Regions from separate parts of the Homo sapiens genome. Here regions 1 and 3 are each linked to region 2. Evidence: read pairs that join two places in POLR2A ChIA-PET (ENCODE). Cell type or tissue: Caco-2. All regions are shown on one strand.

Evidence for each region. Peaks named below come from ENCODE experiments on the same cell type or tissue, not always from the same donor. Only the 100,000 strongest peaks of a DNase experiment are listed, where the experiment ranks them.
Region 1: POLR2A ChIA-PET joins it to region 2 with 7 read pairs; 8 of 35 experiments call an interaction of 5 or more read pairs at or near these places.
Region 3: POLR2A ChIA-PET joins it to region 2 with 5 read pairs; 2 of 35 experiments call an interaction of 5 or more read pairs at or near these places.

What each region holds. Positions count from the first base shown.
Region 1 is chr12:51,315,820-51,320,819 of GRCh38, reverse strand. All of the region lies in intron 1 of BIN2 (bridging integrator 2), which reads left to right. Among named protein-coding and RNA genes, the nearest start is that of BIN2, 5.9 kb to the left of the region's middle. RefSeq lists a silencer at 1-175 and enhancers at 1,426-1,595, 1,876-1,935. In Caco-2, no CTCF peak of the experiment used is centred here; DNase peaks (open chromatin) are centred at 1,826 and 2,259.
Region 2 is chr12:51,397,403-51,402,402 of GRCh38, reverse strand. It overlaps a transcript of SLC4A8 not described here. Among named protein-coding and RNA genes, the nearest start is that of GALNT6, 8.5 kb to the right of the region's middle. In Caco-2, no CTCF peak of the experiment used is centred here; DNase peaks (open chromatin) are centred at 2,001 and 2,322.
Region 3 is chr12:51,020,154-51,025,153 of GRCh38, reverse strand. All of the region lies in intron 1 of SLC11A2 (solute carrier family 11 member 2), which reads left to right. Among named protein-coding and RNA genes, the nearest start is that of SLC11A2, 3.7 kb to the left of the region's middle. In Caco-2, no CTCF peak of the experiment used is centred here; no DNase peak of the experiment used is centred here; H3K4me3 peaks cover 650 bases.

The sequences.
Region 1 (5,000 bases), 82 kb after region 2:
TTTGTTGGTCTTCTCCTCTGTTGACATCTACTCAGCTTAAATCCCAGAGGGTTAAATTCCACAAATATTTACAGAAAAACTCCTTTGTTCAGGGTACTGGGCTGGACCCAGCAGGGAATTTAGGGGTAAGAGACATTCTTGCTTTGCCAAAAGCTTAAGATCTAGTTAAAAAAAAAAAAAAAAAAGAATAATGATAATAAAATAACTGACCTGAGAGATGCAGGTCTATTCAGAGGACAAAAGGATTGGGGAGAATCGAGAGGTTTTATAGTGGAGGCTGAATTTGAAATAGGAATTATGGGAGATTAGTAGTTTTTCAGACACGTGATCAGAGAGCATTCTAGCTGAGAAGTGCCAGCATAAGCAAGGCATGGAGACTGGAGTGAGAACTACAGCTCAGCTGGAGCACAGGGAGTGGTCAGAGCAAAGGCTGGAAAAAGTATATTAGGACCTTTTAAGGAAAGCTTACTTTATCATATATCCTAAAAATAAAGATTTCCGGCCAAGCGCCATGGCTCATGCCTGTAATCCCAACACTTTGGGAGGGCGAGGTGGGTAGATCACCTGAGGTCAGGAGTTCGAGACCAGGCTGGCCAATGTGGCGAAATCCCAGGAGTTCGAGACCAGGCTGGCCAATGTGGCGAAATCCCATCTCTACCAAAAAATACAAAAATTAGCCTAGTGGTGCACACCTGTAGTCCTGGCTGCTTGGAGGCTGAGGCAGGAGAATCGCTTGAATCTGGGAGGTGGAGGTTGCAGTGAGCTGAGATTGTGCCACTGCACTCCAGCCTGGGCAATAGAGCTAGACTCTGTCTCGAAAGTAAGAAAGAAAGAGAGGGAGAAAAGGAAGGAAGGAAGGAAAGAGAAAGATTTCCTACATAACCACAAAAATTTACTGCACCTAAGAAAAAATTTTAGCAAAATTTTATAATATCAAATATCCAGGCCCTATGCAAATTACCCCAATTGAGGGAATTAACTAAAATATAATAAATGATTATGGGAGAGGCAATGGTAGGGAACTATAGCCACCAAAGATATATGTAGTAATTTTTTTTAAAGCTCTATTTCCACCCCAACCCTGATCTACAGAAAAGTTATAAATAATCAATGAACACTGGAATATTTTTCATGCAGATTCACCAAGTGTTAACGTTTTGCCACATTTACTTTTTTGCCTTGCTCTTGCTCTTTCTCCTTAAATATCTATATTCTAATTTAGCTGCCAGGCCAGATAAATTGGGACAGAATTCTCAAAGCAGGATTTTAGGGATTAGCATTATATGGGTTTTCATTAGGAAGTGATCCAAAAGTAGAATTTATTCATTGTTTCAACAAACATCTGTTTAGCATCTGTACACCCTGTTCCCTCAAGGGTCTTTCGTTGGGAAGAACACCCATGACACAGTATAAGTGCCCTAACATGTACCTGTTGCTTATGGCAACAAATTACTTTGGCTCCAGAGTACTGGGGTATGTTTCAGGGTGGTAACACCTTTTCACTTTCAGAGTTGGAGGGTGAGGAAGTTTCTCTCAGTACCCCCCAACCCCCGACCCCACACTCTCCAAGCCTTTTGGCCTTGAGCCTTTTGGGGATTGGGGAGATTGGTCTGCCCCAGTCATCCCTTACACTGACTCTAGACTGAGTTTTCTCTTTTCTGTTTTTTCTGTCCTCTCCACCTAAGAAGAACCAAATTAGGGACAAAGGAAGGGAGGGGTAGCAGAAAGGAAGTTAAGAGCTGCACTTACCACTAACAAGGTGGTTTTGCAACTTTCTGGTAGAGAACAGTGTTTTGTTAGCTGAGAAGGGTGGAGCCAGGGAGGATGGCAGACTGCACATCCAGGGCTGGGTGGCAAGTGAGGTGCAGTTAGAGACGGACAAAAACAGATATGGCCAAACCAAACAGATATGGCCAAACCAAAAATATAAGCATTTACAGGCAAGGGAGCAAAACTAAACATAATGACAGTGAGTACCTATTGAGTGCTCTTTGTAGGGCAGCTCTGAGAAAGCAATTTACATGCAAAATATCATTTAATCCTCCTGACAACTCAAGGAGATAAATATTATCTAATGGGGGAAAGGGAGTTCTGTAAACCGAGGCTCAAAAGTTTTAATGACTTGCCTGAAGACTTACAGTCAGTAAGTAGAAAGGCCAAGATAGGAGCCCATATCTGTCTAACTCCAGAATGCTTGATCTTATCCACTACAGCAAGAGCTCCAGGAATGAGACACACCCCCGGATTAAGAATGGAGATACTGGTGGCCCAGTGGCTCACGCCTATAATTCCAACACTGGGAGGCTGAGGTGGGCAGATCACCTGAGGTCAGGAATTCAAGACCAGCCTGGCCAACATGGCGAAACCCTGTCTCTACTAAAAATACAAAAATTCGCCAGGCGTGGTGGTGGGCACCTGTAATCCCAGCTACTTGGGAGGCTGAGGCAGAAGAATGGCTTGAGCCGGTGAGGCAGAGGTTGCAGTGAGCTGAGATGGCATCACTGCACTCCAGCCTGGGCGACAGAGCAAGACTTGTCTCAAAAAAAAAAAAAAAAAAGAATGGAGATATGAATCAGAGTCTCTCCACAGAACCTGCCACACTCCCCAGATCTGGGCACTCTTGCATGGCATTCAAAGCCCTTCACAATGAAACTCCAGTCTCCCTTTCTAGCTTCATTCCCCACCACTCCCCATAACAGCCATGCTGAACCAGCTAGTGAAGCTGTGTACTCCTATGATTTTCCTGATGCTGTTGTCTCTAACTGGAATCCTCTTTCTGCTGTCACCCTTTATACTCTATTTCTTTTTTCTTTTTCTTTTTCTTTTTTTCTTGAGACGGAGTCTTGCTCTTTTGCCTAGGCCGGACTGCGGTGGCGCTATCTCGGGTCACTGCAAGCTCCGCCTCCCGGGTTCATGCCATTCTCCTGCCTCAGCCTCCTGAGTAGCTGGGATTACAGGCACCCACCACCACGCCTGGCTAATTTTTTGTGTTTTTAGTAGAGACGGGGTTTCATCGTGTTAGCCAAGATGGTCTCGATCTCCTGACCTCGTGATCCACCCGCCTCTGCCTCCCAAAGTGCTGGGATTACAGGCGTGAGCCACCGCTCCCGGCCTTTTTTTTCTTTTTTAATTTAATTTAATTTAATTTTTTGTTTTGTTTTTTGAGACAGAGTTTCGCTCTGTTGCCCAGGCTGGAGTGCAATGGCGCAATCTTGGCTCACTGCAACCCTTTAACCGATTCTCCTGCGTCAGCCTCCCAAGTAGCTGGGATTGCAGGCGTGCACCACCACACCCAGCTAATTTTTTTTGTATTTAGTAGAGATGGGGTTTCACCATGTTGGTCAGGCTGGTCTCAAACTCCTGACCTCAGATGATCCACCCGCCTTGGCCTCCAAAAGTGTTGGGATTATAGGCGTGAGCCACTGCGCCTAGCCCCTATACTCTATTTCAGTCTAGAAAATCCTACTCCAAGGCTCCACTCATTCAGTCCTATATCCTCTCCTAGATCAGTCTTACTCTCCTTCCTGTTACAATTATTAAATATCTAGTTCCTGGATACTGAGAAATCCAAATGAACAAAGCAAGTACCTAAACCTTAAGGAGCCTATAGTTTAGGAGAATAAACAAATAGAAATAATAAAACAGGCCGGGCACAGTGGCTCACACCTGTAATCCCAGCACTTTGGGAGGCTGAGGCGGGCGGATCACCTGAGGTCGGGAATTCGAGAGCAGCCTGACCAACATGGAGAAACCCTATCTCTACTAAAAATACAAAATTAGCCAGGCGTGGTGGCACATGCCTGTAATCCCAGCTACTCAGGAGGCTGGGGCAGAAGAATTGCTTGAACCTAGGAGGCGGAAGTTGTGGTGAGCTGAGATCACGCCATTGTACTCCAGCCTGGGCAACAAGAGCGAAACTCTGTCTCAAAATAATAATAATAATAATAGTAGTAGTAGTAATAAAACAACAATTGGACTGTATACAAGATACAGAAGTTGCAAGCACTTGGAAGGGAGTGAATAATCGATCAATGGGATGAAGTGGATGTGGTTAAGTATCACAAAAGATACGGAGTTGAACTGGGTTTTGTAAGATACTTGCCTGGCAGACAAGGTGAGGAAAGGCATTCTAGAAAGAGGGACCAGCATCTATGACAAGCAACAGTGTGGGTTATTTGGGAAACTAAAAAAGTGTTAGGAAAGGAGACCTGCAGAGAGGAGGAGTATGAGAAGTGAAGCTTAATGTAGCCTTGGGACCTGCATGCATGCTAGAATTTGAACTATTACTTAAAGATACATATTGGACTTTTTTTTTCTCTTTTTTTTGAGACAATTTCCCTCTGTCACCCAGGCTGGAGTGCAGTGACACAATCTTGGCTCACTGCAACCTCTGCCTCACAGGCTCAAGTGATTCTCATGCCTCAGCCTCCCAAGTAGCTGGGATTACATGCGTCTGCCACCACTCCCGGCTAATTTTTTTTTTTTTTTTTTGTATTTTTAGTAGAGACGGGGTTTTACCCTGTTAGCCAGGTTGGTCTCGAACTCCTGACCTCAAGTGATCCGCCTGCCTCGGCCTCCCAAGGCCGGGCGCATGAGCCACCGCGCCTAGCCCATATTGGGCATTTAATAAAAATTTGTTGAACAGATGAATGGGGAACCATTAGAAGATTTTAAGGAGCAGCAGCATAGTAGACCTATTGCAGCAGGCCAGGTAATAAACAGTGAGGGCCTAGACTAAGGCTGTGGCAGTGAGACCAGGGGAATAAGATGGTTTCTAGAGATGGACATGGCGAGGGATTCAATGAAGAGGATGAAGAAGTAGTTGAAGGCAACTCCCGAGATTCTAACTTGGACTTCGCAGGATGATGGTATCTCCTTCCAAGATGGGGGTTATAGGCAGAAGACTCAGGGCTTTCTTACTACATGTAATTGCCTGTTTATAAGTGAGGGTCCTATGAGAACAGAGACTGGGTCTTATTCATCCACATGTCTTTTGCATT
Region 2 (5,000 bases):
CGGGGTAGCAAATGCCAGGACAGGATAACACCATAGAGAGCCCATCAGCACAGCAGGGCTTCTTCTCCCTCTATTCTTGAAGCATTCTAGCTTTGCACCCCTTAAGTCACTCAATTGTTTGGCAAACCTGGAATGGTTTCCCTTCAACAACAGCTGAATCCCAGGATATTCCAAGTCTTGATGATTAGGGAGTGAAGCCAATATCTTTTCAAAGTCTGAGCTCACCCCCTGTTGTAACCATATATGCCTGTCAAATCTTACTCTAGTCTTGCATAACACACATATATCAAGGCATCACTTCAGGTCTGTTTCTCCTGGTGGTTAAGATACGAAGGGGCCAGACACTGTGGCTCATGCCTGTAATTCCAGCACTTTGGGAGGCTGAAGGAGGAGGATCACTTAAGCTCAGATGTTTGAGACCAGCCTGGGCAACATAGGGAGATCCCATCTCTACAAAAAAAAATAGAAAAATTAGCTGGGTGTGGTTGCACATGTCTGTACTCCCAGCTACTCAGGGGGCTGAGGTGGGAGGATTGCTTGAGCCTGGGGAGGCTGAGGCTGCATTGAAGAGTTGATATGGGAGTGGGGCAGGGAAGTGCTGGGAAGGGAAGGGGGTGGTCCCTGGCTAGGGCTGCACCCCCAGGCCTGTGCCCAGGGACCTAGGTGAGGACAGGCATTTCTGTTTTCATGCCCAAACGTTGCATTTCCCAAGACCACCGTGGCCCACCACAGTCCTATCCTGTGCCTATAAAAACCCCGAGACCCGAGCGGGCAGAGACACAAGCGGCTGGACGTCAAGAGGAACAGATCAGTAGAGGAACGCACAGGCAGCTGGACATCGAGAGGAATACACTGGTGGAAGAGCATACCAACATGCAGTGGCAGATGCCAGCACGCTGGCACGCCATCGGCCCACGGAAAGACATAGAGTTTGCCTGGGGCAGTCAGAGGAGAGCCCAGCTGCTGAGCGGCCCAACTCAGGGGAAAACCACCTTTCCACTCCATCTCCCTTCTGGCTCCCCTATCTACTGAGAGCTACTTAAAATCAATAAAACCTTGCACTCATTCTCCAAGCCCACATATGATCTGATTTTTCCGGTACACCAAGGCAAGAACCCGGGATACAGAAAACCTCGCGATAAGGCAGAGGGTCTAATCCAGCTGGTTAGCACAGCCGCCTACAGACGGCAAAATTAAAAGAGCACACGGTAGCACACGCCCACTGGGGCTAGGAGCTGTAAACACTAACTGGCGACAGAGGAACGCTCCGTCTCAAACAAACAAAAGAAAAACATGTTGGCACTGTCCAAAGGTAGACGCTGCCGTGGGATCTGAACCCCACAACCTGCCCATCTGTATGTTCCATAGAGATTTCAGCAGCCGGGCCCTAAAGAAGCGAGCCACTCCCCTTGTTGCACTCCCTGTGAGGGGGACAAGGGAACCTTTCCCGTTTCACCGTGACGGTGCCACTGCACTCCAGCCTGGGCAACAGAGTGAGACCCTGTTTAAAAATATATATATATGTATATACATATATATGTTTATATACGTATATAAACATATATGTTTATATACGTATATAAACATATATGTTTATATATGTGTGTGTGTGTGTGTATGTATGTATATATATATATATATATATATATATATATATATATATATATATATATATAAAGGAGTTCATTCACACTCCTCTCAAGTACCGTTGGAAAAAAGTTATGTCATATAAACAAACTAGACAATCTATACCCCAGTCACCTTTTCCATTGAGTGGTTAAAGGATTCACAGACCCCTGAGGTGTTCTAGGGTATCCCATCAAACTGATATAACTCTATGGGCAACTGAGAGTGTGTTTTGTGTTTTTTGTTTTTTCCTCACTAACCATGGTTTTTTTTCTTAGTACCACTCCTCCCCAAACAACAGCATCAAATACCACCAACTCCCTGCCTGGCAGTGGGTCCCAACTCTGAGAAAACCTATACACATCTATACACATTACAATTGTACGTGACTATTTTGCCCACTACCACAGTGGGGGATTTAAAGGTCTTCGATGATAGTAGCTCTTCAAAGAGTTTCTGTAAATTCCTGATTTCAAACAATAAAATCTATTTTAATCTGCCCTCAGCAAACATAACTTACATTCCATTCATGGAGAAAGAAAAGGTTATTCTACTTTAGGGCTTCCTTTGCAGTCTTTCCTCCTGATCTCTGGGTGGTTAGAAATCCTTGAGATCAAAGGCCTCTGGATTTATCTGCAGGTCCAGGTGGAACAAACCCAGGAGAGGGCCAAGGGGCAGTGCTTGGGTCTGCATGGCCTCTGCCCACTCCACCCACCACACCCAGGAGGAGGGACCACTTCGTACCTCTGTGCTACCTTTGGACAGTGCCAACATGGTTTTTTTTTTTTTTTTTTTTGAGACGAAGTGTTGCTCTGTCACCAGACTGGAGTGCAGTCACGCAATCTCAGCTCACTGCAACCTCCACCTCCCAGGTTCAAGCGATTCCCCTGCCTCAGCCTACCAAGTAGCTGGGATTATAGGAACGCATCACCATGCCCAGCTAATTTTTTGTATTTTAGTAGAGACAGCGTTTCACCATGTTGGCCAAGATGATCTCAATCTCCTGACCTCGTGATCTGCCTGCCTCAGCCTTCCAAAGAGCTGGGATTACAAGCGTGAGCCACCACGCCTGGCCCAACATGTTTTAAAGGCTAGATTTAAGATCAGACAGCTGGAAGAGTCAGGATTCAACCCAGGTCTCACTCCAAAACTGTTTTCACTTTGCCAAAATTGAATGCTGCTGATATGTCCGTCTACCTAGAAAATCAAGAGAATCCTCTGGAAATCTATCAGAGCCACAAAGAGAGCTCAGTAAGAGGACTACTTTTAAAATAACTTTAACCATTATGGGCAATGTAATAAAAAAAAAATTAAGAAGCTGCTATTTAAAGTACTTGCCAAAATCAGGGTGACTCCTCTGAACTATGTTTCTAGAAAGAATCAAAAGAAATCAGTAACAGTGGCTGCCTTTGGGGAGGAAAACTAGGTGACTGCAGATGGGAGAAGGAGGGAGACTCCCTCTTCACTATACTTTTGAGCTTTAGATTTTTTTTGCCATATGCACATATCACCTATTGAAAATAAGTAAATAAGATTCCACGGGAATTAATAAACAATGAGGCAAACATTTTAGGATATTAAGAGGACATTAAACATCTGGACTCATCTACCAATGAGTTATTCTATCACCTCTCCTTTACTTACAATCCAAAGTAATATTAATATCAGATAGACTTCAATCCTAATGAAATTTGTGATTTTTCAAATGTCTAAGAAAACAGAAACTTCAGCCAGGTGTGGTGGCTCACGCCTGTAATCCCAGCACTTTGGGAGGCCAAGGAAGGTGGATCACCTGAGATCAGGAGTTCAAGACCAGCCTGACCAACATGGTGAAACCCCATCTCTACAAAAATACAAAAATTAGTTGGGCGTGGTTGCGCACGCCTGTAATCCTAGCTACTCCAGAGGCTGAGACAGGAGAATCGCTTGAACCCGGGAGGCAGAGATTGCAATGAGCCGAGATCAGGCCACTGCACTCCAGACTGCGCGACAGAGCGAGACTCTCTCTCAAAAAAAGAAAAAAAGAAAGAAACAGAAACTTCTCTTTTTTTAGGGGAAGATAACAGGTTTTGCTTTTAGCTGGAGGATTGTTTGCTCTGCGGAGTTAGTTTATAGCCCCTTTTATTACCTCTCTTTGGGCAAAACAACTGTCAGATTGAAATCCAATTAAGATTTCAGAAGGTTAAATGTGCATATGTTTCTTCTTTTAAAGAGAGATATTAAATAAGAAATCATAATTTTGAGCAGAAAAAGCTCTCACAGCAAAATCTTACAAGCATTTGGATGTTTTATTCATTGCAGTTGTGAAATTTCTCTACTGTGAAAGGACAGATCTTGGGCACTTGATTGCTTTTAAGGAGATGATCTTGTGTGATTTAAGTAGAAAGTCCATAGTTACAGTTTGACAACCCCAAGAGAGGAACACTTATTAATTGTATGATATTAGGAGGCTTCGGTTATACAAAAGAAAGACTGATCAAGAGTCTCCTAAAATAGGTAATATAAAATGCCAAGGAATCATTTTAACAAGAGCTGTAAAGATTAGGAGAGAGAACACTAGAAAACTTTTCTGAGGATCATAAACTAGAAACTTGAATAAATGGAGAGACAGACTTGCAAAAAGTAGTGGCTAAGGGCTCAGACTGCAGTTACAGGGAACTGCTGTGCTTATAAAATTCTCACTTGTAAAAATAAGGATACTCGAGCAGAACGCAGTGGCTCACGGATTTAATCCTAGCACTTTGGGAGGCTGAGGTGGGTGGATCACTTGAGCTCAGGAGTTTGAGACCTCCTGGGTCTCACCTCAGCCTCCTCCCGAGTAGCTGGGACTATAGGCACACACAACCATGCCTGGCTAATTTTTGTACTTTTTATAGAGACAGGGGTCTCACTATGTTGCCCAGGCTGGTCTCAAACTCCTGGACACAAGCAATCCTCCCGTCTTAGCCTCCCAAAGTGCTAGGATTACAGGCATTATCCAACACTGCTAAGTTATAACACCATCAATTTAAGATACATACCAATTTCAGATATGTTAAAGATTTTTAAAAATGCACCTTAGAATTGATGAAATTTATATGTACATATAAATCATATATGCATAGAAAAAGAGCAGACTATATCATACCAAAATAGCAACATTGGTTATCTCTAGGTAACATAATTATGGATAACTTGTCTTCTTTTTTTGTGATTTTCTGTGCATCTGAAATTTTGCACATTGAAAATGTGATATTTGGATCATTAGGAAAAATAATATATTCCCCATCCCACCTGACTCTTTCAACCCTTCTCCCTGTCTCTTATTCTCCTCTCTGTTCTCTTTATGTTCTTTGTCCACGTCCCAATCCAATGCCATGCTAAGCCAAATTGGA
Region 3 (5,000 bases), 380 kb after region 2:
TTAACTTTGATCTGAGGGTATAGTGTAGTTATATGTGACTAGAGGATTTCTGCTGCGTGTTTGTTTTATTAAATACGGTTGGAAACTATCATTATACTAGGTCATTTATTGTGATACCTGTGTTGGGTAAATGAAACCTGAAACCTTCGGCTGTTTATTTTTTCATTGGACAGTATTTCATTGACAGTCTTGCTTGGCCTACTCAGTTTATTTTGGAGCCAGTACTAAAAAGGCCATGATTGCAGCATACTTGGTTTCTCATGTTTCCGGAATGGCAGTGGGACTCGGGAGGGGAATTTCTGGGTAGCCTGGCAGCACTTCTTGTTAAGGAATGGGGAAGCTTCTTATGAATCTAATCTTACTCTAATGTTAGGAAATCAGCAGTGGTCCCTTGGATTACTCTACAAAGCTAGTAGGCAGCTTTGGTTCAGTTATGACTCAGTGAAGGTTAGAGAATTATATCTACAAAGTAGGATCTTTTTCTTTCTTTCTTTCGTTTTTTGATACGGAGTTTCGCTCTTGTTGCCCAGGCTGGAATGTAATAGCGCGATCTCGGCTCACTGCAACCTCTGCCTCCCGGGTTCAAGCGATTCTCCTGCCTCAGCCTCTTGATGCCTGGCGAATTTTTTTTGTATTTTTAGTAGTGACGGGGTTTCACCATGTTGGCCAGGCTGGTCTGGAACTCCTGACCTCAAGTGATCCACCTGTATCGGCCTTCCGAAGTGCTGGGGTGGTGTGAGCCACCGCGCCCTGCCAGATCTTTCTTGTTTGACTTTCATTGCTAAGAATTTGGGTGAGTGTTGTTGAATCAAAGACATCTTTATTCTCTGCCTCCTCACCATGCACATACGTACAAATGTCTGCTGACAGATATCTGCCCTTCCTATGGCCTTAAAAAGCCTTCTCATATTCTCGTGGTGCTATCTGGGATACACCAGTGGAAGACTGCTTTGTCTTCTAATTCTTCCCTTCAAAGAAGCGGCTATTTATACACATAGCATTATTAGGAACTAGTCAGAAAATGAGAAACTTTAAGTTTATGAAAAAAAACATTGCTTACTTCAGCTGCATGCTGGCCAAATTTAGTTGAAGTGCAGTTGGTATAAGTTTAGTTGTTTAGTTTTGGAATAAGAGAGTTCAAGACTTCCCCTCCCACCCCCCACAAGACAAGGTCTGGCTCTGTAACCCAGGTTGGAGTGCAGTGGCATGATCACAGCTCACTGCAGGGTTGACCTCCCAGGCTCAAGTGATTCTCCTGCCACAGCCTCCCTAGTAGCTGGGAGTACAAGTGCATGCCACCACCCCTAATTTTTAAAAATTTTTTTGTGGAGATGGAGTCTTACTAGGTTGCCCAGGTTGTCTTGAGCCCCTGGGTGCCAGCCACCGTGCCCAACCAGTTTAATACTTCTTTAGGATTTAAAGTTGGAAGTTGGCCTGGTAAGAGTGAAGGACAATGTCTTTGTAATCTGTTTTTCCCTGAGAGGCATGGGAATGACACCTTTAAAGAACTGAGTGTGTTTGAGGCAGAAAGGGAAGTCTGCTGCCCTAATATTGTCATTATTATCATCTCTCTGAGGCTCTGTAGTTTGAGTAAAACATTCTGGGAAAAAAGGTAGGGGCATTTGAATGAGCGGAATATAATGAATTAGAAGATGCAGACCATGTCTCACTTACTTGCTGCCATTTATTCTTTATTTTTATATTTTTGAGACAGGGTCTCGCTCTCTTGCCCAGGCTGGAGTGCAGTGGTTCAGTCTTGGTTCACTGCAACCTCCACATTCCAGGCTTAAGCGATCCTCCCACTAGAGCCTCCTGAGTTGCTGGGACTACAGGCTTGCGCCACCATGCTCAGCTAATTTTTAATTTTTTTGTAGAGTTGAGTTCTCACTATATTGCCCAGGCTGGTCTTGAACTCCTAGGTTCAAGCAATCTTCCTGCCTTGGCCTCCCAAAGTGCTGGGATTACAGGCATGAGCCACTGCGCCCAGCCTTGCCATTTATTCTTTTTATAATTTAACAAATATTTATGGAGCAATTTACATTAATTGGCCCCTTGAGACACAAAGAAGAGCCTTCAAGGCATCATCAGGAATATTCTAGATACAATAAAATGACATGTATATAATAAGGTATATTTTAATGAAATCATAATGGAATATAAAACAATTGGCCAGCAATGATCAAAATGGCCTAACTTCTCTTCCACTTTTAATTTCAGGTTAAAGTAATTTATATTTTTTGGCATAAGGAACAAATTAGGGTTTTTAGTCTTGTTTTGGTGCTTATTGCCGATAAGTCATTTTGTGTCAGGTTTGTGTTTGTTTTGGTCTCATCTCTACTAAGCTGATAGCTGTTAAAACTCCTAGGAAATGAAAGAAGAAAGCTACAAGTTAATTATTAAAACTTTACCAGGTTTCAAAGAGCAGAAAGAGGCTTGTTAAAGGCTGGAGAATCTTGTAGTATATATTGTCTTAATTTTTCTTTGCTTTTAGGAAAAGAAACTTGGAGGACAATATTTACTTAAAGTTGTTAAGGTCAATCTACATCATTTGGGAGCCAATATCCATCATTAGGAAAAATGGGTTGAATGTAATCTAATGAAAATTCTTCATATTTGCCAGAGAAAAGCTACTTAAGTGTGAGGACAAAACATATTTTCTGAGGCAAGAAGTAGGTATAGGCTGGTTTAATAGGGGATTTTTTTTTTTTTTTTTTTGGAAAAAAGTAATTTTTTTTTTTTTTTAATGGAGACTGGGTTTCTTGCTATGTTGCCCAGGCTGGTCTCAAGCTTTTGGGCTCACGCAATCCTCCCGCCTCAGCCTCCCAAAGTGCTAAGGGATTACAGATGTGAGCCACCATGGCCAGTCTAATAGGGAATTTTCTTATTCCAATAGAAAGGGGTCTTTGAAATTGTTCACAGAGCTTGGCATTGTGTTCCATGATAGAGGTGTCAGATCAGGAGGCCAGGTTTGTCCCCCAAAAGGAAACACACTGCTGTAAACTTCTGGTTAGGAGGAAGTTTAGAGGAAGCTCACACAGAGTTGGGAAGAACAAAGACGAAGCTATAGTCACTGGAAGTAAGACTTTAGTGACCCTGACTTGTGAGCATTCAGGGAGATTTGGAAGCTGGTTAAGCCTCAAGAGTGCTGATGGGAGAAGGTGAAGAGTTGTATTTAATGGGTACCAGCCCCTTCTAATTCTGATGTCTCTGGTTGATGTGTGATATTTTTGTTTAAAAGATAAGTACTCCTTGACAGCCTGGCCACATTTCTCCCAACTGTTATCGTTTTTGACACCCAGGCAGCTGGTTTCATTATCAGCTGTACTCTTCCTCCTTACATCTTCCTCCCCCCTCCTCTTCTTGCTTCCTAACATTTTCTCCACTTTCTCTTTTTCTTTTTTCTTTATCTTAAGATGGTCTCAATGTCAGGTTTTTCATTCAACTACAAAACACTTAAAAGTCCAGCTCAGGTGAGAAACAGCAAACTTGGTGTTGAGTTGAAGTTGTGGTTGTCTTTTTTTTTTTTTGAGACAGGGTCTCACTATGTCACCCAGGCTGGAGAGCAGTGGTGTGATCTCAGCTCACCGCAACCTCTGCCTCCCAGGCTCAAGCGATTCTCCTGCCTCAGCCTCCCAAGTAGCTGGGATTACAGGCACGTGCCACTACTGCCTGGCTAATTATTGTATTTTTAGTAGAGATGGGGTTTTGCCATGTTGGCAAGGCTGGTCTTGAACTCCTGACCTCAAATGATCCACCTGCCTCTGCCTCCCAAAGTGCTGGCATTATGGGTGTGAGCCACCGCGCCTGGCCCGAAATTGTGGTTTTGTAAGTTAAATAGGATGTCTCCAATTTTGAGATTATTACTAGGGCATGCAAAGTATGGTTTGGTGTCTGTAGGGGATTGGTTCCAGGACCTCACTCACATGCATACCAAAATCCTGGGATGATGCTTAAGTCCCTATAAAATGGTGTAGTATTTGCATTTAACTTATGTACATCGTCCCATGTACTTAAAATCACCTCTAGATTAGTTATATCAATTATAATCCCCCTCTTTTTCTTCTAGACAGGGTCTCGCTTTGTCATCCAGCCTGGAGCGTAGTGGTGCAATCATGGTTCGCTGCAGCTTTGACTTCCTGGGCTCAAGGGATCCTCCCACCTTAGCCTCCTGAGTAGTTGGGACTACAGGAGTGTGGCCATCACACATGGCTAATTCTTAAATTTTTTGTAGAGACAATGTCTCACTATGTCGCCCAGGCTGGTCTCAAATTTCTGGGCTGCCTCAGCCTCCCAAAGTGCTGGGATTACAGGTGTGAGCAACTGCACTGGGTCTATAATACTTAATACAATGTAATTGCTATGTAAATAATTGTTCTGTATTGTTTAGGGAATAATACCAAGAAAAAAATGGTGTATATGTTCAGTACAGGCACAAGCAACCGTTTTTTCCCCCAAATCTTTTTGATCTGCAGTTGTTTGAAACCACAAATGTGGAACCCAGGGTTACAGAGGCCTGACTGTATCTCAGTGGCCATTATGCCAGAGAGAGAGAGAGAGACTGGTTCATGTTAAGCGCATTGTATAATAGCAGCTCTGTTTGTACTTTATAAACTGAGTGTGTTTGTGTGGCTTTTGGTTGAAGACATTCTAATATTACCCACTTGAGTAGAGGGGATTAGAGTTTTGAGGCCTTTTTCTAAAATGAATACTTACCACAGGGGCTTTTCACTGTTTACCATGAAGTACACATAATCAGTCTTCAACCTGACTTTTTTTTTCTGTGTATCATTTTATATCAAATTCATTTTAATAAGAGGAAAACAGGATAAACTTACTCCAGTGTAAAAAATAATACCTCACTTGAGCCCAGGAGTTTGAGACCAGCCTGAGTAACATAGCAAGACCCCACCTTTACAAAAAAAAAAAAAAGCCAGCTGTGGTGGTACGTGCCTGTAGTCTCAGCTACTTGGGAACTTGGGAGGCTGAGGTGGGAGGATCAC